Regions from separate parts of the Homo sapiens genome. Here regions 2, 3, 4, 5 and 6 are each linked to region 1. The links are chromatin loops, found by intact Hi-C in ENCODE. Cell type or tissue: heart left ventricle. All regions are shown on one strand.

Evidence for each region. A loop is a pair of places that touch in the nucleus more often than their neighbours do. Peaks named below come from ENCODE experiments on the same cell type or tissue, not always from the same donor. Only the 100,000 strongest peaks of a DNase experiment are listed, where the experiment ranks them.
Region 2: a loop joins it to region 1, with 4 times the contacts of the local background. A loop is called at or near these places in 22 of 110 quality-filtered maps.
Region 3: a loop joins it to region 1, with 2.2 times the contacts of the local background. A loop is called at or near these places in 21 of 110 quality-filtered maps.
Region 4: it touches region 1 in a loop (2.0-fold over the local background); 25 of 110 quality-filtered maps call a loop at or near these places.
Region 5: it touches region 1 in a loop (2.2-fold over the local background); 6 of 110 quality-filtered maps call a loop at or near these places.
Region 6: a loop joins it to region 1, with 2.2 times the contacts of the local background. A loop is called at or near these places in 16 of 110 quality-filtered maps.

The regions. Positions count from the first base shown.
Region 1 is chr3:127,957,989-127,961,988 of GRCh38, reverse strand. The region is part of intron 4 of KBTBD12 (kelch repeat and BTB domain containing 12); the gene reads right to left. Among named protein-coding and RNA genes, the nearest start is that of KBTBD12, 45 kb to the right of the region's middle. In heart left ventricle, CTCF peaks have their summits at 1,693 and 1,896 (motif pointing right); no DNase peak of the experiment used is centred here; H3K27ac peaks cover 4,000 bases.
Region 2 is chr3:127,650,703-127,654,702 of GRCh38, reverse strand. All of the region lies in intron 2 of PODXL2 (podocalyxin like 2), which reads right to left. Among named protein-coding and RNA genes, the nearest start is that of ABTB1, 20 kb to the left of the region's middle. In heart left ventricle, CTCF peaks have their summits at 2,151 and 2,351 (motif pointing left); a DNase peak (open chromatin) is centred at 2,302.
Region 3 is chr3:127,829,558-127,833,557 of GRCh38, reverse strand. LOC107986129 (a long non-coding RNA gene) reads left to right here. Exons shown (of 5, transcript XR_001740896.2): 5 at 426-1,263. Among named protein-coding and RNA genes, the nearest start is that of MGLL, 9.0 kb to the right of the region's middle. In heart left ventricle, a CTCF peak has its summit at 1,532 (motif pointing right); a DNase peak (open chromatin) is centred at 1,537.
Region 4 is chr3:127,842,628-127,846,627 of GRCh38, reverse strand. The region is part of intron 4 of LOC107986129 (a long non-coding RNA gene); the gene reads left to right. The region is part of intron 1 of LOC105374096 (a long non-coding RNA gene); the gene reads right to left. Among named protein-coding and RNA genes, the nearest start is that of MGLL, 22 kb to the right of the region's middle. In heart left ventricle, no CTCF peak of the experiment used is centred here; no DNase peak of the experiment used is centred here.
Region 5 is chr3:127,758,080-127,762,079 of GRCh38, reverse strand. The region is part of intron 3 of MGLL (monoglyceride lipase); the gene reads left to right. Among named protein-coding and RNA genes, the nearest start is that of MGLL, 62 kb to the left of the region's middle. In heart left ventricle, a CTCF peak has its summit at 1,591; DNase peaks (open chromatin) are centred at 324 and 1,502; H3K4me3 peaks cover 599 bases; H3K27ac peaks cover 1,698 bases.
Region 6 is chr3:127,855,948-127,859,947 of GRCh38, reverse strand. The region is part of intron 3 of LOC107986129 (a long non-coding RNA gene); the gene reads left to right. LOC105374096 (a long non-coding RNA gene) reads right to left here. Exons shown (of 2, transcript XR_001740899.2): 2 at 685-1,406. Among named protein-coding and RNA genes, the nearest start is that of MGLL, 35 kb to the right of the region's middle. In heart left ventricle, a CTCF peak has its summit at 2,436 (motif pointing right); no DNase peak of the experiment used is centred here.

The DNA.
Region 1 (4,000 bases):
GACAGCGATCTCAAAACCAAAATTAAGAACTCTGCTTTGATCTCATGGCTTTTACTATATGTATCACATACTGAGAAATTAATCTCATGTGTTTCCTGGCCTGTCTTCTTTCAGTGTCATTTTATACCCTTTGCCTATCACTGCATCAGTCAGGTGGTATTTTCACCATCACCTGCTTTCCTATCTTGCTCACTGGCCTGTCGTTTTCCATATTGCATCCCTAGTACCTAGCCCAGTGCCTGACACGTTGTGTGTTGGAATGAAGAATGAGAAGTTTAATTTTGCATGTGCTTTCCCTGCCTGTCCAAGTGAGTGTGCTACTGGGGCCAAAGGCCACTATTCTGCATCTTTTATATCACAGGGCCTGCCACACAGTACTCAATGAATCCAAGAAGATTGATGGGAACAGCTTATTTTCACCATGGTTGGGGCTTATGCCAGGCATAAAAGCTGATGGAAGGGCACTTTGAAGGAAAAGTCTTTTTTTCTCTTTGCTGATATAAACTGACCTGTTTCCTGTCTCAGTTTGAATCCAGGGACTGAGGCTATAAACTAACTCAGGAGGCTTTTAGCTGCCTTCTCTCTTATCCGACTGGATAAATAATTTAGCCCATTACAGTGCCAAGTTTGAGCTGCAGCGTTTCCAAGGAGGGGACACACTGGCCTCGGTTAACGGCACAGCTCTGCTGTTCCTGGGCCCTCTTTCAATGTGGCACTGTGGTAGCGAGAGCTTTCTCAGCCTAACAAAAAGTGGAGTTTCCTATTTGTAGGGCAAGAAGGACTTAAAGAGGAGGATTTAACCATAGGAGTTGAAACAAGCAATCACCCATAAGGTAAGAGTAAGATGATCTAGTTGTCTGTTTTTGTGAGATCCAGGAGAAATGTTACTAGGCTGGTTTGTATTACAGCTCCTCCAGAAGACCAGCAAGTGGAAGCAAAGAGGTCAAATGCGAGTCACTGGAGTTGGGTTAGGGCACACGGAGCAACCAGCATCCTGAATCCAGCTCACAAATTTCACATAAAAGCCCATTAGAAGACTTCCCCAACATGACGCATATACAGAATGGGTATTATTCTCTTGATTTTTGCAATAATTAGTGTTGTCACTTTTGATGCTCTGTTACCAAGTGTATTTAATTATAATGTTCAGCCCTAACTCTACAAAACTAGCCCTTTCTATTTGGTTGGCAGGCAGTTCACACGCTCCACTCAAGGAGTGACATGAGCTTACAGCGTGCTCTGTCTTTGTTTCTGACCATTAATGCCTGAACACATTCTCTGTCTCACTTGGATGTAATTCCACCATCAAGTACACTCTATTAGCAGCAGACTTAATGAGCTTAAACTGAAGGTGAATCCTGATTAGGTAAATAATCAAATGAAAGCATGATCTTCATTAATAAGTCAGCACCAGCACTACAAGAGAAATCTTTTGATGAGAGGTGTCTTGGGGTAGGATCAGTACATCTGTAGAATTTCAATGAGATACCTCCATATCTTTAATTTATACGAACCTCTGAGCATGACTTTTCTTTATTCAAAAACAGACAAATGAATAGAAATTATATTTGCAGGTCATATCCAAATGGACCTCAAATGCAAAATATATACCCTGGTTTTTATTTATTTATATTTTTTGGTGTGTGCGTAGTGGAAAGGGGGAAATTATAGAAGAGGACAATGCCTGCCTCTCTTCTTTATCATTTCTATAAAGACTCCCTCCTTCTTGTGTGTGTGGCTATTTTAGATTCTCTCCTCTCTGTGGGGTGCAGGAGTGAACCTCTCCTCCCACACAAAGCCTGGCAGGGAGCTGGCTGAAGCAGAGGGGAGTGGTACTCGCTGCCCAAGTTGCCCTTGAATGCAGTGGTGCTTGCTCCCAATGTCCTCTGCCTGCAGGGTCACCTCAAGGTGGCAGGCTTATTCTATTTTCCCCTGGGTTTGATCCAGAACAGGAGGTGGGGGTTTGTAATCCTTCAGATAAGCTTCCAAAGTTGCCTGTCGTGCTAAACCAGTCTTAGGGGAAAAATGTACATATATTTACTATTGTCGGCACCCACGTGCCTTGGAAAAAGCATGTGGACTTTGGAAACACTCAGACCCTGGTCCCTACCCTGTGTCACCATTTACTAGCTAGACAAAGTTGGTCAATTTAATTTATCTCAGCCTTTTCTCATCAGTAAATTAAGGATAATGACAGCAATTCCATAACCTGTTGCAAAGATTCACTTATTAGGCAACCATGTAAGGGTGGAGAAGGGTAAGGAGGAACTCCCATTTGTTGTATACCTATTCACAAGTATTGCCACAGGAATTTTTCTTTAATACCTATTCTCATGCACGGTGTGTAAACAAAATGGCTAGCATGCAGGAGGCACCCAAATGTTAACTCTCATTCTCTTTCATGTTCTAGGATGTTTCATGAGTAACCGGTGTTTATTAAAGTTGCTGAAATCCTACCTTTGATTACTCTCAATTTAATTATTTGCTATGTCTATAATTGATGGTTTACTAACTGTATGGTCAAATTGTCCTTAATAGTTTCTTCCGGGGTTGGATAGAGAGATTCAGAAGGCCAAAGGGCTGAGGAATGGGCAGAGCCTTCCTCTCAGGCTTCAGGCAGAGGGAAAAGCTCCCTGACATGACTTAGAGTAACTCATTTGGTCATAAATGTTTGAGAGAGGTAGGAGCTGTTGGTGGACCTAACAATAGAAAAGGATTTTGCAATGCATAGGCTTCTAGGAGTTAAACTGGCCCATATATCTGAGTGGATGGGCTACTTTCTGACTCACATGTCAGACATGATCTATTCACTGCTAATATAATGCTTGTGATGATTTGTTTCATTCTCACACAAGTTGTCAGCTCTCTGATTTTTTTCCAACCTCGTATCAGAATTCTAGCTTTGGTGCCTAAAACCCTAGAAAACATGAACCTAGCTTCTTGCCACTTTCTAAAGTCTAACACAGGAGGCTCTTGGGTATTTTCAGAATGAAGCCCTTCAGTACAAGGCTGACAGCTGCTTACCTGCCTTCTACCGGATTCTGGTTGATACTGTGCAGTGCTCATCAATAGGGTGCCTGGGCTCACAGAACAGGGCTGCTGGGCCCCCATGTACTGTGGCCATTCTCCATTCTCTCTATCTGCTGGCCTTCATAGCCCTTGACCAGCTTTTTCTTGCCAGGCCAGGAAAACACAATCATCTGTCTGCTTTTTGTTTGCTACCCCACACAGATGACTATGAAAATCAAATAAAAGAGCTTCAAGGGGAAGACCAAGTTCCATTTGTTACAGCTTGATTTTGCTTCATTTTGGAGGGAAAAATCAAGTGTTGGAATTATCTGATAACTTCCGAGTGGACATATAGCTGGTTTAATAGAACGTTCTGGAGCTGGGCCCTGAGTGCCAAATAAGCTGCAATTACACAATGCTGTCCCATCTGATCCTGAGTGATACCCGGGCTTTTGTGTCAACCCAGCACTGGGTCTTAGTGGATTTTCAGTCGAGTCTGGGCCTTTCAAACCCTGGGCCCATCTTTTCCTTGTCTCTTCTCCATCTTACCACCAGTCTGTCCTGCAGGGGTCCCAGCAGGTCTAAAGCCTGGGCCAGTAAGGGGAGAGCACAGAGTGGAGAGCCTGGACGTGGTGGGTGGGAGTGAGCTTAGGGGATGGCCCATAGATGCCACAGCAGGCTAGAGGTGCCAGCTGCAGATGAATGTCACCACAGCCCTCCTCTCAGCAGTCACCGACTCTGCTGACTGTACCTCCTCAGTGCCTCCCATACCCATCCCCTCCCCTACAGACACCAAGTCTTGGTGACCCAGCTGCTCCTAACTCCTCACATGCCTGGTCTGCCCTTCTCCCTCCTGCACCGCCCCTGCCCCTGAGGCACCAGAACACTCAACCATTCTCCAAATAAGGGAGGCTGTTTGTCTCTAGGCCTAGGCTTGGGCTGATCTCTCCGCCTAGAATGGCCTCTTCTCCTCCTCAACTTGGCAAACCCC
Region 2 (4,000 bases), 310 kb after region 1:
AGTTTTTATTTTTCATTTTTTATACCGAATGTAACTAAAGCCTAAGCACTTGAGTTTTAAGTCAAAGAAAATCTAGGAAAAAGGGCAGGGCAGGAGGGGATTACTCATCTGTTGACAAGTGTAAATATGATTTCAGTATTACAAATGTCTCCTAAAACAGAAACAGAATTACCGGGAGGCCTGATGGGAGCACACACTAGGAACCAGTGGGGTGAGGGGCGTCTGTGTGGGCAGCTGCAGGGCAAACACCAGCAGTGTGAAAGCAGGGGTCCCAGGAGAGGGCCCGTGAGACTGGATCCAAATGGGAGTTGAGAATAAAGAGTGAAGAAGCCAGGCTTTACCCAAGAGCAGAACCACGGTACGATTCACTAAGAAGATACAGCATCACGTCCACAATATGCCTGCCAAAAATGCAGAGCCTGAATCTGACCATGGGGAAATTTGAGACAAACTGAAATTGAGGGGCAATCTACAAAATAACTGGCCTGCACTCCAACAATGTCAAGGTCATGAAAGACAAAGAAAGATTAGAGGGTTTTCCAGAATAAAAAAGAGACAAAAGAGACATGCGGACTAAATGCAGTACGTGATTCTGGACCGGATAGTGGACTATGAAACCCTGCTCTTTTTTTCTTTTGCTATAAAAGACACTACTGGGAAAACTGGCAAAGTTTGAATAAAGTTTGTAATTACAGAAGCATATTGTATCAGTGTTAATTTCCTGATTTTGATCATCCTGCTGTGGTTTTTAGGAGAATGCTTTGTTCCTAAGAAATGCACACTGAAGTATTTGGAGCAAAGGAGCATCATGTCTGCAACTTACCATTAAATGGTTTAGCAAGAAGTACAGATCTGCATCTCCATATCCATACATGTACACATACACACTGATACAGCAACTGCGGCAAAGTGTTAATAATGGGGGAGTCCGAGCAAGGGGTGGACGGAATTATTCTTGCAACTTTTCTGTAAATTGAAAATTTTTTAAAATAAGGAGTAACAGAGAGAGCGTGCACATGTGAGAGACACTTTCTCTCTTTTTTTTTTTTTCTTTTTTGAGATGGAGTCTCACTCTGTCACCGAGGCTGGAGTGCATTGGCACGATCTTGGCTGACTGAAACCTCCGCCTCCTGGGTTCAAGCAATTCTCCTGCCTCAGCCTCCTGAGTAGCTGGGACTATAGGCACACGCCACCACGCCCAGCTAATTTTTTGTATTTTTAGTAGAGACGGGGTTTCACCTTGTTGGCCAGGCTGGTCTTGATCTCTTGACCTCGTGATCTGCCTGCCTTGGCCTCCCAAAGTACTGGGCTTACAGGAGAGAGCCCCTGCACCCGGCCTGAGACACTGACTTTCACTACAGGTCAGCGAACATGCTTGAGCTGTCAAGAGGGGAATAGAAACATGGCAAGGGACAGGGCAGGCTATCCTGGCTGAGAGCGCAGAGCCCTGTGGCAGGAAGGAGCCACACCGCCCTGAAGCAGGTGAGACAGTTTTGAGAGACAGGGAGGAAGGTGCTTTTCCCACTCAGGTGTCCAAGGAATACAGATCAGGCTTCTAGGGACTCGCTGCATTGAGAGGGGAGAGGAAGCCTCAGCAGGCACTTTGGAGGTGAAAAAGGATCAAATTGGGAATGGAAGAAGAGAAACAAAGAAGTGAAGCTGAGCAGGAAAAGGAGGGAGATGAAGATGAGGAGAGTAAAGAGAGGGGAGAGGCAAGAGGAGAGGGAGGAGAGAGGGGACACATGACAGGGCTACCTGCCCTCCCAGCCTGCCCTCAGTGACCCAGGGCAAGTCCTTGATGCCCACACCCTCAGCCCTGCTGCCGTGGACAGCTCTGATTCCAGAGGGAGGGTCTGACCAGCTGAGCGCTCCAGGGAATCCCTTCCTACCCCATCCACTTCAGGCTCAGGAGAAGGGTCCCTCCACGAAGCCCTTTTAGTTTGTAGCCAAACCCCAAAAGCGTGTCTGGGACCAAGGTGTACCTCTAGAGCCCCACACCTGGACACAGGTGTGAGGAAGCCGAGCCGCCCGGGAGACACACTGGAGACACGTGGAAGTCTAAGGGCTGGCTCCATGGATTCATCCCTGTCCTCAGGAAGAGCTGGGGCACTGAAGGATGAGAAAGGTCATCCAAGGCTCAAGCCCTCCAGGGAGAGGCTCGGGCTGGGCCTCGGAGCATGGGAGGCCACGAATGTCTAAGCTGCAGCTCAGAAGACACCTGGGGCAGACCCCCTCGTTGCACAGGAGAGCCCTGGAGGACCTCCTGGATTGATTGCAGGATAACACTTAGGCTCCTGGGCTCCCGACCCTCCCAGAACTGCTGGGAATGGCACTGTGAAGTCACAGCCCCCCCTGGTGGCTCTAAACAGAAACCACATGTTCCCCAGAGCCCTCAGAACAGTTGGGTCTCCAAATCCCAGACTCAGGGATTTTACAGGTAGACAGAGGCCCTGCAAGAGCAAAGGGCCCATCTCTCGCCTTTTCCACATGAGGGAGCCCAGGAGAGGAGGATTCTTGCTCTAAGTTGTGATGCTAGACTTGTCACAGTTGTAAAGTTGTAAGACTCTTAGACTCTTGTGTGGTTAAAGCCAGTGTCTTTTGACACATCCTGGTCATTTAGTCCAGCACCCGGGCTTGGCTTGGGATGCTGGACAGGAGCAAGCTGACAAGCAGAATCATGACCTCTCCCCAGTCTGCCCGTACCTTTGTGGCCGCAGCCAACCTCCTTAAAGCTGGGCTTGAATCACAAGAGTGGCTGGCGTTAAGAGCCCCAGGCCAAGCTTCAGGGTTCTGGAGGCATGGGCTGGAATTCTGGGTGGCCACTTGCCTCTGTGTGCCACACACCCACCTCTCCATGATGTGAGGCTAATACCTCAGGTTGTTACAAAGATGAAGTGGCATCAGGAATGCAAAACACCCAGCCCACAGAAGGCACACTTTCCTTCTGTCACACTCCATGTTCTCTGCTCCTCTCAGCATCCACACAGCCCAGCTCACGGCAGGTGTATCCGTGGTTAGGGTCAGGGTCCTAACACGGGAAGGGACCACAGGAGGCTACCTGACGAGGCCTCAGCCCTCTGGCAGGCACTGGTGAGTCTAGAGAAGATGGGCTGGCAATTATCTTCAAGAATATGGCTGGGTCTCTTTAGAGAGGCATTTCTGTGTTATTGACTTACCCCTACACCCCCATTTGCCTAAACCCAGCTGTGATGGTTCCTTTACAACTCAAGTCCATCTCTGTTTCATCTGGTAAGTGAGCAGCACCTGCTAGCACCGCCTTCAGAGGAAACAATGTACATAGTCTCTTAGTTGCCCCTAAACCTAGCTTCTTTTCCTGGGGCTAAACAACTGTAATTATTCTTTATTCTCAACCTTTCTGTTTTCATCCTTCTCTTGTGAAAACTCTGGATTCACCCTGGTGTTTTTTGTTTGTTTGTTTTGAGATGGAGTCTTAGTCTGTCGCCCAGGCTGGAGTGCAATGGCACGATCTCAACTCACTGCAACCTCCGCCTCCTGGGTTCAGGCGATTCTCCTGCCTCAGCCTCCCGAGTAGCTGGGATTAAAGTGCCCGCAACCACATCTGGCTAATTTTCGTATTTTAGTAGAGATGGGGTTTCACCATGTTGGTCAGGCTGGTCTTGAACTCCTGACCTCAGGTGATCCACCCGTCTCGGCCTCCCGAAGCGTTGGGATTACGGGTGTGAGCCATCGCACCCAGCCTCACCACAGTTTTAGGAGTATTACAGCTGGGCGCGGTGGCTCACGCCTGTAATCCCAGCACTTTGGGAGGCTGAGGTGGGTGGATCACGAGGTCAGGAGATGGAGACCATCCTGGCTAAAACGGTGAAACCCCGTCTCTACTAAAAATACAAAAAAAAATTAGCTGGGTGTGGTGGTGGGTGCCTGTAGTCCCAGCTACTCAGGAGGCTGAGGCAGGAGAATGGTGTGAACCCAGGAGGCGGGGCTTGCAGTGAGCCGAGATCGCACCACTGCACTCCAG
Region 3 (4,000 bases), 130 kb after region 1:
AAAGGAAAGGGTTGGGGTGAGTGAAGAAAGAGTGAGCATGTAAGGCTTCTTGATGCCTTACATCAAGAAGAACTGGCACAGTGCCATTCCCACCACACCCTGTTGGCCAGAACAAGTCAAGGCCAATGCAGATTCAAGGTATTGGAACTAGACTTCACCTCTCGATGGGAAGAGCTTCCAAGTCAGTGCAAAGAGCATGGGAACAAGCAGGCCATTTACTGGGGCCACTGATGCAACAAATCTCCACCCTTACTGAGGAGATGTTTCTCAAGCTCTGTCCTTAACTCCCAGACTCTCCAGTTTGTGTCTTGCCTCTTTAAGCAGCCTGGCTACTGGAGTCCCCGGGAAGCCAGTTACTTTCATTCCCCTGATGCCTTTGCATCTTATTGTCTCCTAGCTTGCTCTTTCTCCCTTTCTCTTCACAGGTATTTCCAGTGAAGTCCCACTCTCCTCAACCCTCAGAGGATCTCTGGAAGGCCACACAGAACCTGGGACAGGAACCAAGGCACAGGGATGGGATGGAGACTCACAATTCACTGTTAACATTTTGATTCTCATTTGAATTTTTAACACACGCATCTATCACTTAAATTAATAGTAATGAAATTTTATTGCACTCTTCTTACCAAGTGCCAGGCATTGTGCTAAGTACTTGACCAACGTTATTCCATTCAGTCCCATGAAATAGGCAATAATCTTAATTCCCATTGTTTCATATAGATATAAAGAGGGTAAGTCACATGCCCAAGATCATGTAGTTAAACATTAGCCGAGCTGGTAATTGAACCCAGGCTGTCTGCCTCAAATGCCCATAGTCCTTGCCACTGCACTCTTGCCTTTTCTGCACAGAAGATATCTTGAAAGGGTTATCTACACTTGCTGTCTCCACTTATTGTCCACTCACTTCATACATAAGCACAAGCTGGCCTCTACCCTGATTAATCCATGAACTGGGTTCTCTCCAGGGTCAAAAATGACCTTGTCATTAAGTCAATTGCACATTTCTCAGTTTGTCTTTTGCTTGACTGCTGGGAGCTATTAGACTCTTTTGGCCACATATTCTTCTTGGAATATGATGCAACTTTGGATTCTCTGCAATCACACCTTCTGGATCATCCACCTCTGTCTCTATCACCTTTGCAAACTCTTCTCCTCTTCACGATGATCTCTCCTAGGCCTGCTTATCCTTCCAGTCTACATCCCCTGAGCAATTGAATTCACTCCCATGATTTCAGTGATAATAAATGGCCGACGGCTTCCAAACCTTCGTCTCCATCTTGAGCATCCTACTGCATCTTCCATTGGCAATCAGGCCTCTCCACTTAGCTGTTCCAAGGAGAACTCAGAAAGCCTTGAATGAATTGGACATCATGCTTCTGCCCATCACCATCAAAACCTCCCCTTCTTCCTTCATGTTTCACAATTCAGAAAAGCTCCACCCAGTAAAATAAATCAGAAATCTGAGAGTTAGCATTTTTGGAGGTGGGCCAGGCAGAGTGGGCCGATAGGCAAATGCATGCACCACCTGCAGGGGGCAGCCTCCCCCCAGCCTCAGTGCAGGCTGCTGCCCGCCCAGATGGAAGCCCATATTGCCAGACCTTTGGCCTTTTACACAACCAGCATTGCTATGTGAAATGCCCTGATTTTCAGAAATTGGCTACTAATTCAACCAAATATCAATAAAGCACTGTGCAGGTCAAATCTCCTGCTGACCAGGTGCAGTATGCAGGCTGCCAGGTCACACCTCTACCTGCCCACTCTCCTGGGTCAGCACACTCTCCCCCACAGCTGCAAGGGCCATTTCCGGCCAACACCCACATCTCTGTCTCCGGTCTGACCTTCTTCTTCAGCTCTAGATCCTCAAATCCATCTGCCCCTGCAGGCACCTCATGCTCAACCCATCATCCAACACTAACAGTCCAGTGTAACCATATCCCTCTGCTCTTTGAGAAAAGCTAGGAATCTGGATTTGCATGTGAAATCACCAATTTTTAAAACTCACATTAAAAAAACCATTTCAGATATAGAAATACTTTTTAATGGGTCAGACTTAACATGAAGGCCCCCAAGCTGCCACCCCTGACTTAATACAAGCTGACTAGCCACCAGGCACCATGCTGATGTTCAGTCCATCTTAACCAAGGCCCTAGAGGGGGTATTCCTATCCACATTCCCCTGTTTCAGGTGAGGAGGCAGGCTTAGCAAAATAGAGTAACTCACCAGGAAGTAGCACCACTAGTCAGTGGAGCTTGCTTCTGAGGCTTAGGTATTTTTGCCCAACTTTATTTCCCCTTAAGTTTGATAGTACAGTCTTGCTTTTCCTCTATCATTCATTTTCAGTACCATTTCCATTCCCAACCTCCACTCCTTTCCCATTAGAAGTGGTTTATAATTGAAGTATACAACCACCCAAATTCTTGTGCAATATCACATACACTAAAACTGCTAATAAGAGAAACTCTTGGTCTTCTTACTATCTCCCGGCTTGCTCTTTCTCCTTTTCTCTTCACAGGTATTTCCAGTATGTTCTACTCTCCTCAAACCTCAGAGCATCTCTGAAGGCCACACAAGAACATTTGTGTTTTAGCCCATTCTCATGCTGCTATAAAGAAATACCTGAGACTGGGTAATTTATAAAGAAAAAAGGTTTAATTGGCTCATGATTCTGCAGGCTATACAGGAAGCATAGTGGCTTCTGCTTCTGGGAGGCCTCAGGAAACTTTCAATCATGGCAAAATGTGAAAGGAAAGCAGGCACGTCCTACACAGCCAGAGTAGGAACAAGAGAGAGAGGGAAAGGTGCTACACACTTTTAAACAACCAGATCTCACGAGAACTCACTCACTATTACCAAGACAATACCAAGGGGGATGGCACTAAACCATTCATGAGAAATCCATTCCCATGATGCATTCACCTCCCACCAGGCCCCACCTTCAACATTGGGGATTACAGTTCAAAATGAGGTTTGGTGGGGACACAGATCCAAACCATATCAACTTGTAGGGGCAGAAAGACGTCACCTTTACTTGAATTGCAACCCTTACCTTTTCATCGCAGGCTGTAGGAGCAGAGCCTGACAACCAGCACTTGTCTTGGAGATCACTGCATCTAGAATAATCCTGCCCTAGAGATCTAGGTGGACACACAGGCAAGTAGGGGCCTGGTGGCCCACTGATTTCCCTACTGAAATAAAAAGCCAGATACAAGACTTCTACATCTGCAAAGGTGGAGTGGATGTGCTTTTCCCTACTTTTCCCACTAAATATGACTAAAAACCCTGGACATTATGTATACAACCAACGTAAGAGGATGCTGAAAGGAAGAGATAAAAGGCAAACCTGCTGGGGACCTCAGGACCTGAGGAACAACATGGTGGTGAGTTCCCTGGGTTTTTTGTTTTGCCTTATACATTTGTGACTCTAGAGAAACACAGGTAAAACAAAAGGTTTAAATCAGATCCAGAGTCTGATGACATAATACAAAAATGACCAAGTTTCAATAGAAAATCATTTATCTTATCAAGAACCAGAAAGATCTAACACTGGATTAGAGAAGACAATATATACCAACAGGAAAACAAACAGATTTTTAAAGCAGTCACAATAAAAGTTCTCCAACAGGCAATTATAAACATGCCTGAAACAAATGAAAAATAAAAAGTCTTGGCAAAGGGATAGAAATTCTTAGCAAAGAAATAGAAGATATAAAGAAGAACCAAATGGAAATTTTAGAGTTGAAAAATACAATAACTGAAATAAAAAGCTCAATGGATGAGCTCAAAGGTGAAATAGAGGGAACAGTGCAATAAGCTGGAACATAGGACAATAGAAATGACTCATCTGAATAACAGAGAGAAAATAGGCTTAAAAAAAAAACCCACAAAAAAAAAACCAAAATGAACAGAGCCTTCAGGGACCTACGGAACTATAAGAAAAGCTCAAATATTCATGTCATCAGAGTCCAAAAGGAGAAGAGAAAAGAGGATGAGGCTGAAAAAG
Region 4 (4,000 bases), 120 kb after region 1:
CCTACATCAGCACTGTCCAGTGGAAATAGAGTGGGAATCACAAATGCAAGCCACATGGGATTCTAAAATTTTCTAGTAGGACTAGACAACATAGCAAGACCCTATCTCTATAAAATTAAAAATTAGCCAGGTGTGGTGGCATGTGCCTATAGTCCCAGCTACTTGGGAAACTGAGGTGGGAAGAGCGCTTGAGCCTGGGAGGTCCATGCTGCAGTGAGCTGTGATTGTGTCACTGCACTCCAGCATGGGTGACAGAGCAAGACCCTGTCTCAAAAAACAACAACAACAAAAATTCTAGTAGACACATTAACAAAGTAAAAAGAAACAAATGAAATTAATTTTAATAATAAATTGTGGTTAATCCAATATATCCAAAGCATTCTCATTTCAACATACAATCAATATGAAAATGATTAAGATATTTTACATTCTTTTTTTAGGCTAAGTCTTCAAAATCCAGTGTGTATTTGACACAGCACATCTCATTTCAAACAAGTCATACTTCAGGTGCTCATAGCCATCAATGGCTAGTGGCTACCACATCAGACAGTGCCATTCTAAACAATAAGCAAGCCAATAAATACAGATATAATACATAATAAAGATGTATATAAATAGGCCAGGCTCAGTGGCTCACGCCTGTAATGCCAACACTTTGGAAGGCTGAAGTGGGTGGATCACGAGGTCAAGAGATCAAGACCAGCCTGACCAACATGGCAAAACCCTGTCTCTACTAAGAACACAAAAAATTAGCCAGGCATGATGGTGGGTGCCTGTAATCCCAGCTACTCAGGAGGCTGAGGCAGGAGAATCACTTGAACTTGGGAGGCGGAGGTTGCAGTGAGCCAAGGTCGCACCATTGCAGTCTAGCCTGGATGACAGAGCAAGGGTCGCTCTCAAAAAAAAGAAAGAAAGAAGGAAGGAAGGAGGGAGGGAAAGAAGGAAGGAAAGAAAAGAAGGGAAATTTTTCTTCTTTTTTTGAGACAGAGTTTCACTCCTGTTGCCCAGGCTGAAGTACAATGGCGTGATCTCGGCTCACCACAGCCTCCACCTCCTGGGTTCAAGCGATTCTCCTGCCTCAGCCTCCCCAGTAGCTGGGATTACAGGCATGTGCCACCACGCCTGCCTAATTTTGTATTTTTAGTAGATACGGGGTTTCTCTGTGTTGGTCAGGCTGGTCTCCAACTCCCAACCTCAGGTGATCCGCCTGCCTCGGCATCCCAAAGTGCTGGGATTACAGACGTGAGCTACTGTGCCCGGCCATGAAAGAAGAGAAATTAATTCTAAATGTTACTACCCTCCATACCAGCTTTGCCTGACTAATTGGCTCCCTTCCTATGTAGGCTGCCATCTCTTCATAATCTGACTTGGTTGTGCTACTTCAATACAGCAGCCTTTTCACACCTGTCACAGTGCTCCCTAGGTTTTGGTTTCATCTCCAAATAAACACAGAGAGCTTTAACTTAGAGGTAGAACTACATGTTGTTTCCAACATTTTTGAACTTGGTCTTTGTGAACTGCTTTTGGTGCCACAATTTTGTCTTTTCCAGCATTTTGTTCTTTGTCACATGCCCAGGTCCTCCCAGACCTCTCTTCTTATGGTCCTCCCAGCACTGTCAGGCAGTAGCCCAGATGTGGATTGGTACACATCCCTCTACTCGGCTGAAAATTTGCATGTTCTTGTGTTGATATATCACATTATATCCTGAGGCAGAAGAAAACTAAAAGATTCTGAAGGATTGAAAGAGTTTTCTGCTGCAGTAGCAATAGTTCAAATACCATATTAGTCAGGGCAAGTAATGCTAGCTGCCGTCATAGACAAATCCAAATCTCATTGGTTTAACCCAACTAAGAGGTTATCTCTTATTTGCTTCACAGACCAATGCAAATTGTTGGTGGTGGCAGGGGTTACTCTGCTCCATGTAGTCTGTAGTCATTCAAGGACCCAGGCTCTTTCCATTGTGCAGCTCCACACCATCTAGGAATCCTCCACTCTTCATCTAGTTGGTAGACAAGCGACAACACAGAGAGAGAGGTTTTCTAGGTCAGGCCTGGTCACAGTACATAGCACTTCCCTCCACGCTCCATTGGCCAGAAGTCAGCCTCACAAGCCCAAGAGGCTACAAGGGTGTCTGGAAAATGTAGTCTAGCAGAACGGCCATGGGGAAGAAGCTTGGCGATCCCTGCCACAAATATGGCTTTAATACGTCATGGAAATCACAGTTTTGTCCAAAGCTGCACAGCTAAGTGAGCCAGGGATGGTTTGAAAACCATAAAGAATGGATTTGTTCTTAGGGGGACACTCTGCCTTAAGTTGCTTTGCTAATAATTATTTAAATCCCAGCATCTGAGAGTCTAGAGAGACTGGAGAGTTATTTGTTATGGTTTTCTAGTAGTTGCTTGGTTTCCTTTTCTTTTCTTCTTTTTTTTAAGAGACAGGGTTGGCTGGGCGCGGTGGCTGATGCCTATAATCCCAGCACTTTGGGAGGCAGAGGCGGACGGATCACTTGAGGTCAAGAGTTCAAGACTAGCCTGGTGAACATGGTGAAACCCCGTCTCTACTAAAAATACAAAAAATTAGCCAGGTATGCTGGTGGGCACCTGTAATCCCAGCTACTGGGGAGGCTGAGGCAGGAGAATTGCTTGAACCCAGGAGGTGGAGGTTGCAGTGAGCCAAGATCACGCCATTGCACTCCAGCCTGGGTGACAGAGTGAGACTCCATCTCAAAAAAAAAAAAAAAAAAGAGAGAGACAGCGTCTCGCTCTGTCACCCAGGCTAGAGTCCAAAGGTGAGATAATAGCTCACTGCAGCCTCAAACTCCTGGGCTCGAGCAATCCTCCTGCCTCAGCCTCCTCAGTAGCTAAGACTACCGGTGCACATAACCACACCCAGCTAATTTTTAAATGTTTTTTGTCTTGTTATGATGCCCAGGCTGGTCTCAAACTCCTGGCCTCAAGGGTTTCTCCTGCCGTGGCCTCCCAAGGTGCTGGGATTATAGGTGTGAGCCACCACACCCGGCCTAGTTTCCTTTTTTTATATCTAGAGCTCTGATCCATTTGAAATTTGTTCATGTGTGAGGAAGATATGAAGATGGACCTTTTTCCAAAAAGCTTACCAGCTGTCTGGGGTTATTTGTTTAAAAATCCACCTTTGTCTCAGTTGATTTGAGATGCCACCTTCATCAAATACTAAATTTCTATATGAGGGTGGGTTTATTTTTAGACTTTCTATTCTATTTCACTAGTCTGTTTGTCTATTTATGTGCCAGTAGCACACTGTTTAAAACGTATGCTTTCATGTCTGGTAAGGCATTCTTGCCTACCAGACATTAAAGGCTCTTCTTGCATTTTTAAAATAAGAGCTTTAGTATCAATTATCTAGCTCCACAAAGGAGTTTGTTGCTATTTTTATTGGGATTGTTTAACACTTATAAATGAAAGAGGACTGGCATCTTTCTGATGTTGTCATCCTATCCAAGAATAAAGAAAGTCTTTCCATTTGTTCATATCTTTTTCTGTGTCTTTCAGGGGGGTTTAATACGGGTTTTGCATATTTCTTGTTAAGTTTGTTCCTAAATATTTTATCTTCTTTGTTGTATTGGAGATTTTCTCTCCCTTAATATCCTCTAACTAGTTATTTTTCAAACATGAAATTCATTTATGTTTCATTTACACTTCATACACATAGCCTGAAGGTGATTTTATACAATATTTGAATTTTTTTTTTTTTTGAGAGGAAGTCTCTGTCACCCAGGCTGGAGTGCATTGGTGTGATCTTGGCTCACTGCAAAGCTGGGACTACAGCTGGGACTACAGGTGCGTGCCACCATGCCCCGCTCATTTTGGTATTTTTAGTAGAGATGGGATTTCACCATGTTGGCCAGGCTGGTCTTGAACCCCTGGCCTCAAGTGATCAGTCTGCCTCGGCCTCCCAAAGTGCTGGGATTACAGGCGTAAGCCACCATGTCTGGCCAATAGTTAAAATAATTTTGTGCATGAA
Region 5 (4,000 bases), 200 kb after region 1:
TCCAAGGCAGGTAAAGCCATCGTCATTTTCATTTTACAGGAGAGACAACAAGCCAGGAGTGGTAGAGCCAGGATCAGAATTCCAAATCACAGATCTATTAAGCTGTGTTCTCGGTGTCTTGGTTTCTCCCCTGTTAGAGGTAAAGGGAGAAATTAAAAAGCAAACAGAGGACCCAAACCTTGCATGGGATCCTCAGATGCAGTCACAACTCCCCGGCAAGTGCGCTGGGTGCACTACGCATATTTAGTGCTTGTCTGGGCATTTGAGAATGAAGCTCTGCCTGGAGTCCCTCCCTGAAGAGCTGGGGTCCCAAGGGCCCGGCCGATGAAGCGAGGAGCCGAACGTGCCAGGAGGGAGGCAGCCTGCGTGGCAGTCCAGCTCTGCCCACGGCCGGCTGTGCGCCAGCCCTCTCTGTGCCTCCGTGTCCTCACCAGCCAAAAGAGGAAACCCACAGTACCTTTGTGGTGGACTGGTGTAGCCCAGTCGCTTAGGGGAACACGTGGACACACACACAGAAGGCACTTGAAATGCAGCTTGAAGGGCAGTTTGCAGTCTCTGGTCCAGGCAGTGCAGAAGTGGCCTCTTTGACTGCTGTCTCTGAGTGTTCTGTGGCTTCCACCCTGGCTGTGGAGGTTAGTACTGCTTGCTGGAGAAGGAGGAGCCCTGGGGAGGCCTCCACCCTGGTCCCTCAAAGCTTCTCATCCCCACCCTAAACTAAGCCAGCACCCCCAACACAACACGGTGGCTCTAACAAGACACAGCAGCAGGGGAGAAGCCAGTTTGCCCAGTGGGCCCTGGAAAGTGACGCAGTCTGGTCATCAGCACCCCAGAAATCCCTCCCAGGCGGTGGGCCCCTTGATAGTGCGAAGGGTCCGGATGGCCACAGGGAATTGTACGTTATCTGAACACAGCAACTGGGGCCTCTGCTCTCCGCATCTGTGTGGCACCTTGCTCATAGCAGCTGCTCAGTGAAGGCTTGCAGAATTACAAGGCATTTCACAGAAATGATGGTTTCTTTGGATACGCTCAAGTTCACACTTGTGAATCCTGTATGTGTGGGTATGAATTTGGCCTGGAGGATGAGCCCTGTTTAAAGAAAATCAAATAACGCTTGCCCAGCTGGAAAAATCCATGACTTCTGTGCTAATAATTTTTTCCACGGATCACCCCATTTAATCCTACGGCAGCAGAGTAAGGCAGGCAACGTCCCTATGGAGGAAACAAGCTCAGAGATGCTGCCTGATTTATTCAAGCTCACAGTCATTAGGGGGCAAAGTCGGACTGAAATTCTTACACACTTGCACCTTGCTACAGTTTTAACTTTTGGGAAAATGCTTTGGGGTGCAGAGCCGCAGGTTCCATTGGACCAGCGCCCCCCAATCAGTGCTGTGCCTCTGAGCAGCTTGGCGTGGGGCACAGCCCCCAGGCGAGTGGCCCTGGGGTTTCTGCATCATCTGACAGAAGTGCCGCAGCGGCTCCAGGAATAGCTTGCGACGCGCAGTCTGTCAGGGGTGCCGTGCCAGCTCCTCACCTCGCCTCCTGCCAAGGCTCTGCTAGAAGATGCTCTGACTCCCAGAGGTGGCGCCTGAGCCTGGATGAGGGACAGAGCCAGCATCGGGGCTGACTGCAGGGGGAGAACAAGGTCCTTTCACCTTCATTCCTCAGCACCCACGTGCCCTGTGTGGCATGGTGTGAGCCCAGAGGGGTTGGTCCCCTGTTGACAAGTGGAGCTTAGCCCAGAGAGTTCTGTTATGTGAACCTGCTGGGTGGAGGCAGAGTGGCCTGGCCTACTCTTTATACCTGTGTGTCCAGGACAGTCACTTGACCTCTCTGAGCCTCAGATTTCCCATCTGTATGTTAGGCCTGAGGCTTCCTATGGAAACGTTAGCTCATAGGACCCCACACAAACTCAATGTCCCATAAATGGATGCTTCCACCCCTGTGTGGCTCTGCCCTTCCCTCCCGTCATCTTTCCTTTGCTTTTCTTTGAAAGCTGTGTGCACATCCAGCGCTCTCCCTGCTACACCACTGGCTTCCTTTCTCCAACGCAGAAAACCAAGCCGTCTAAGCAGGGCCTGCCCGCAAAGACAGTCAATGTGAGAGGCAGGGGCCAGCTGCCTCCTCCTCAGAGTCGTGGAGAAGTGCTGGATCATTCAGACCCCATAATCATAATTATTTCTCTCCTCAGTTATTGTACAGACGCCACCAGATTGGAAAAATCACTTAAAGGTTTTATTCAGTGGAAGCTTTCTTACCAAAAAAGGAGAATCATCTGAAGGCCAAAGGGACCGATTCCAAGGACCCTGTGTTGAGTGAGGGAGAAGGAGCTGGGCTGATCTGAGCAGGTAGGAGCTCTGCATCAGGCCACTCCTTCCTCCCAGTCCACACGAGAACCAAGAGTCTCTGAAGTCATCGGGATCTCTGGGCTCAAAGCATCTCTGTAAAGTGGCACTGCTTCTGTGAATTACATTCTCTCTTCCCTTCCTTGGAAAATGACCTCTAAGCAGGGGAAGGTGCAGTGAGACATGAGAACATGCCCACAGCTGAGATTTTTAAATGGCCGCAGGTGAACACAGACATCCCTCTTGAGCACGTGATTCAGAAGAGAGGCACACCCACCTCCAGTGAGCATCTACTGTGTACCAGGCACGGTGCTGAGAGCCTTGGTCACATCAGGTGTGGTAGGGGACCAAGGGAGGGGTAAGGACAGTCCCGCAGAGGTTGGAGATGTTAGCCAGGGTCACGCATAGCAGAGAGAAGGGTTGAGAGCCGCCTGACTCTGTGTCTCAGTTGCTGGGGTCACAGAATAGGAGAGCTGGTTTATAATAATGGACGCTGTGAGAAATAGCTGCCAGGGCCGGGCGCAGTGGCTCACGCCTGTAATCCCAGCACTTTGGGAGACCGAGGCAGGTTGATCACTTGAGGTCAGGAGTTCAAGACCAGCCTGGCCAACATGGCGAAACCTCATCTCTACTAAATACAAAAATTAGCCAGGCTTGGTGGCATGTACCTGTAATCCCAGCTAGCTACTCAGGACGCTGAGGCAGGAGAATCACTTGAACCTGGGAGGCAGAGGTTGCAGTGAGCCTAGATCACACCACTGCACTCCAGCCTGGGCAACAGAGCAAGACTCTGTCTCAAAAAAAAAAAAAAAGAAAAGAAAAGAAAAAAAAAAGAAAAAGAAAGAAATAGGTGCCAGGAGCCCCCAGAATATCCTTTCCTGTGAGGGTCATGTTTACAACTTACAGCCAGTGCACTTTTGCACATTTTCAAGAATGATATTTTTCTCCCTAGCAATTGCTTGTCATGATATGAAAAATCGACCCATTATCCCATTGTTTTTTATAACACATATCTGATTTTTAAAGACCCTTTTAAAGGGGAAGACAGAAAAGAAAATTACAGGTGACTTCCCCCATTCTCCTCGCTCGGTACAGCCGAATTGTTAGGAAAGGAGACTGGCACTTTGTCAGCACTAACAACGGAACACACCATTTAATTATACAAGGCTCAGGGGCTGCTCTAAGAGGGCCAAGCTGACCTGGGCTTCTGTCTAGCTTGAAAAACTTCTAGCTATTGACTTTTTGCAAGCTCCTTCACATCTCCAAGCCTCATTCGTGTATTTATTCATTCGTTCAGTCTATAATGTATTAGCTTGATGCCCAGTTACCAACTCCAGGCATGGTGCTGGGCACAGGAGATGCAGCTGTGAACAAAACAGACACAAGTCCCTGCCCTTGGCAGACAATGAGCAGCAATAAATGACTTTAGGGTATGTCCATTGGAGATAAGTGCCACAAAGCAAAATAAAACCTTGGAGGAGGAGGGCGGGGCAGTGGGGGCAGGGGGCCATGCTCAAGCTGCTGGCTCCACTGAGAAAGTGGTAGTTGAGCAAAGACCCAAAGGAGGCAAGGAGGAGCCTCACAGATGACCAGGGGAAAAGGGGGTGGCCAGTGCAAAGGTCCTGGGGCAGGAGGGTGCCTGACTCATGAACAGTCGG
Region 6 (4,000 bases), 100 kb after region 1:
GCATTAAAAACTAGAAAGGAAGAAATAATTATCCATGACTTCACTGCCTAGAACACCCACTGTTAACGTTTCAGTGGATTTCCTTCCAGTCATTTTCTATGAATATTTATGTCCTTGGATTCATTTTCCGGGTATACTCTTCATCTTGCACTTTTCTTTTCTTCTTTTTTTTTTCGAGATGGAGTCTTGCTCTGCTGCCCAGGCTGGTGTGCAGTGGTACAATCTCGGCTCACCACAACCTCCGCCTATGGGTTCAAGTGATTCTCCTGCCTCAGCCTCCTGAGTAGCTGGGATTACAGGCACCCGCCTCCACACCTGGCTAATTTTTGTAGTAGAGATGGGGCTTCACCATGTTGGCCAGGCTGGTCTCAAACTCCTGACCTCAAAGGATCCGCCTGCCTCTTGCACTTTTAACTTAAAGTTGTAACATGAGCATTAGTCCAGAATGGATGAACTTTGGAGATATTTAGTATCTGGCTTTTTACATAAATCCTTCATCGACATCAGTACAATGAAAAGTATACATATTTTTCTATTCACAACAATAGAGACTCATTGTAACAAAAAAGCAAAGATCGCAGGAATATGTAATTTAGAAAGCAAGTTCCTTACACTCCCTCCTCCCCAGATATAATCATCATTATTGGTTAAGGTTTTCTTTACATATATTAATATTTATATATGTAAATGCATGAGCAATTTTTATTTTTCTTAATGGTTACATTGTGAAGTCATCAGAAGATAGGGAAGTATGCAGAATAAAATGGGAACAGCTCCTGGATTCCCAGCCTCGGCCTCCACTCTCTTCCCTAGAGGAAATAACAGTGAAGGATTTGAAAAGTATTCTTCAGCTGTGTTCCAAGGCCTTTACGCACATACATACACACGCTGCTATGTGTTGTTGATGCACGTATTTCTTCCATGTTGTGGCTGCATGTATTCCTTTGCATATTGTCAGTGGCTGCTTTTGCACTGGAGGAGCAGAATTGAGTATGTGTCACCGAGAGTGCTGCTCTCAAAGCCACATGACCTTCACCCCCTGGTTTCATGCCCACGAATATGTTACTTTACATGGCAAAGTGGCTGTGCAGATTAATTAAGGTAAATGGACTTTAAAATAGGGAAGTTATCCTGGGTTTTGAAAGTGGGTCCAGTGAAATCACATGCGCCTTTACAAGCAGAAGAGGAAGGCAGAGAGATTTGAGGCCTGGAGGGCTTGTGCTTGAAGGGCCGGTGGCGGGAAGCAGGGCTCTCAGTCCTATAGCCACAAGGAGCTGTCTTCTGTCCACAGCCTGAATGGTTCTTCCCCAGAGCCTCCACACAAGAGCCCAGCCGGCCAATACCTTGATTTTGGGCATGTGAGACCTCGAGCAGAGAATCCAGCCATGCTCTGCCAGCTTTCTGACCTGTAGGGTGGAGAGAAAAGAAATCATGTTGTTTTAAGTCACTGTGTTTGTGGTGATGTGTTATGCAGTGCAGAAAACAATACAGGTTTGTTTGTTTAGTATTGTAGATGCTTACTATCTGGCTCTTTACAGGCAAAGTGCTGGATTCCCTTATTTCCTTTTTAAGGGCTTCTGAACACTCCATGGTGTATTTCTACCATAATTTATTTGACCACTAGAAGACAAAGTTTTCTCGGACATTCAAGAAATGTAGCAACAAAGTCTTTGTGCACGTGACTAAATACCTCTTTAGGACTGATTTCTAAAACACAATTTCTTTTTTTATTTTTATTTTTTATTTCTTGAGATGGAGTCTCACTCTGTCGCCCAGGTTGGAGTACAGTGGCATGATCTTGGCTCACTGCAACCTCCGCCTCCAGGGTTCAAGTGATTCTGGTGCCTCAGTCTCCCCAGTAGCTGGGATTACAGGTGTGCACCATCACGCCCAGCTAATTTTTGTATTTTTAGTAGAGGTAAGGTTTTGCCATGTTGGCCAAGTTGGTCTTAAACTCCTGACCTCAGGTGATTCACCTGCCTCGGCCTCCCAAAGTGCTGGGACTGCAGGCATGAGCCACTGCGCCCGGCCTAAAACGATGATTTCTGATTCAAGGAGCATACCAATTTTAAATTTTGTTAGACACTGCCAAATTGCCCTCCAGAGAGGTGACAGATAAGCTGAGGTATATGAGGTGCTGCTTAGACAGCAGGTACCAGGATGGCTGGTCAGGCTTGGGAAAGCTCTGAGACTTAGGGTCCTCTGGAAGGTTGCAGAGTCCATTAACAAGGCTCTCTCGTGGACCTGGAAAATGGCAGAAAGTTTGCATCTAGAGGCCTCTCTTGAAGCCTTCCAGCATCACTATCAAATCTAAAGCAAGTCTGCAGCACAGAGTTAAGCGCTGACTGTACGTGGATCGTTTCTGTTCACTTTAAGTCATGTGATGCTCATGGCTAATGGGTGAGGAAGGCCTTATCAACCCTGTTTCAAATGGAATCTGCCACGTGCAGCAGTCTGTCTCCTGAAGGTGGCACAGATGAGCTTTGAACCCAGTTGCTGAGAATCTAAAATCCAATCTCCACCACCCCACCAGAGGGGCAAGTCTATCTCCTGCCCCTTCTGAAACAGCCTGCCCTTCAGAGCAGGCTTTTGCTGAGTGAGAACCGAGCTCAGGAGTGTTCCTGTTCTATTTTCTGGTTTGGATGCTGGTTGTGGAGGTGAACTCACTGTGTGAGAATTCACTGGCCTGCCCCATTTGTGAATGTTTTGTATGTATGCTATACTTTGATTTTTAAAATTTGCTTTAGGAAACAAATCAAAAGATTAGATTGTCTACCTCATACAGCAAAACAAAGCATCTGCCCCCAACATCTGTGGTGGGAAATGATTTCCTTCTGAGACAGACAGCACCAGCAAAAAGGACTATATCGTTCTCTTCCACCCATGTCACTCATTTTCTAACAGAGACCATGCCACATGGCTGCTCTGCTCAGCAACTCCTCACTTCCTGGGCCCCAGCCCTGACCCCTTTGTCTCTCAGTGCTTTCCAACAGCCTTCCTGCCTCAGCCAGCCTTCACTTACCAGTTGCTGACCCCATGGAGCCATCATATAACTCTAGGCCTTCATCCACTTGGGATCCTCTACCCAAACGCCCTAGGTTTGCTAAGAAAGTTCCTAACCTAACAGGAAACCAAGTACCTACCACAGGTTGTCACTTATAAGTGGTTGCTAAACAATGAGAACACATGGACACAAAGAGGGGAACAACAGACACCGGGACCTACTTGAAGGTGGAGGCTGGGAGGAGGGGGAGGATCAGAAAAAATACCTATGGTATGGGTACCATGCCTATTGCCTGGGTGATCAAATAATCTGTATGCCAAACCCTTATGATGCAATTTACCTATGTAACAAATTTGCACATGTACCTGTGAACCTAAAATAAAAGTTAAAAAAAAAGAAAGTTCCAGACCTCACACAGCACGTGGTACATACTAGGCACCTGACATTTGATGACCAAATGAATGAACAAACCGTTACTCTGAGTCTAAACAGCCTCCAACAGACCGCCCCCTCTGCCGACAAGCTTATTCGTGGGCTCAGTTAGATTTCTTATATCAATTTGATCCCAAATCCTTGACCCACTGGCTTTGTTTCTTGACAATGAGGTCACATGCACCAGACAACCATCAGTTCACCTTCCAAAGGAAGTCTCTTCTGGAATCTCCTGAACCACCGCACTGGATGCCACTGGATGGCATCACAGCTTTTCTTCTAGAATCTCTTCAACGTCATCTTGATGATGTCGTTTGCATCTCTCTACATTGGACCTACTATTTCCTGTATCCCCCATATTGTCTTCTCACTTGATTTAGTCTTTCATTTTGTTTGAGAACATCCTTCAGGAGTTTCTTGAGATAGAATGTGTGGGATGTAAATATTTGGAGAACTTACATCTGCAGGTGTCTTTATTTTACTCTTGCCCTTGGTTGGTAGCTTGGCTGAGGAGAGAGGTCATGTGGGCAGGAGGTGGTTTTCAGGCGGAATGGAGGGCATGTT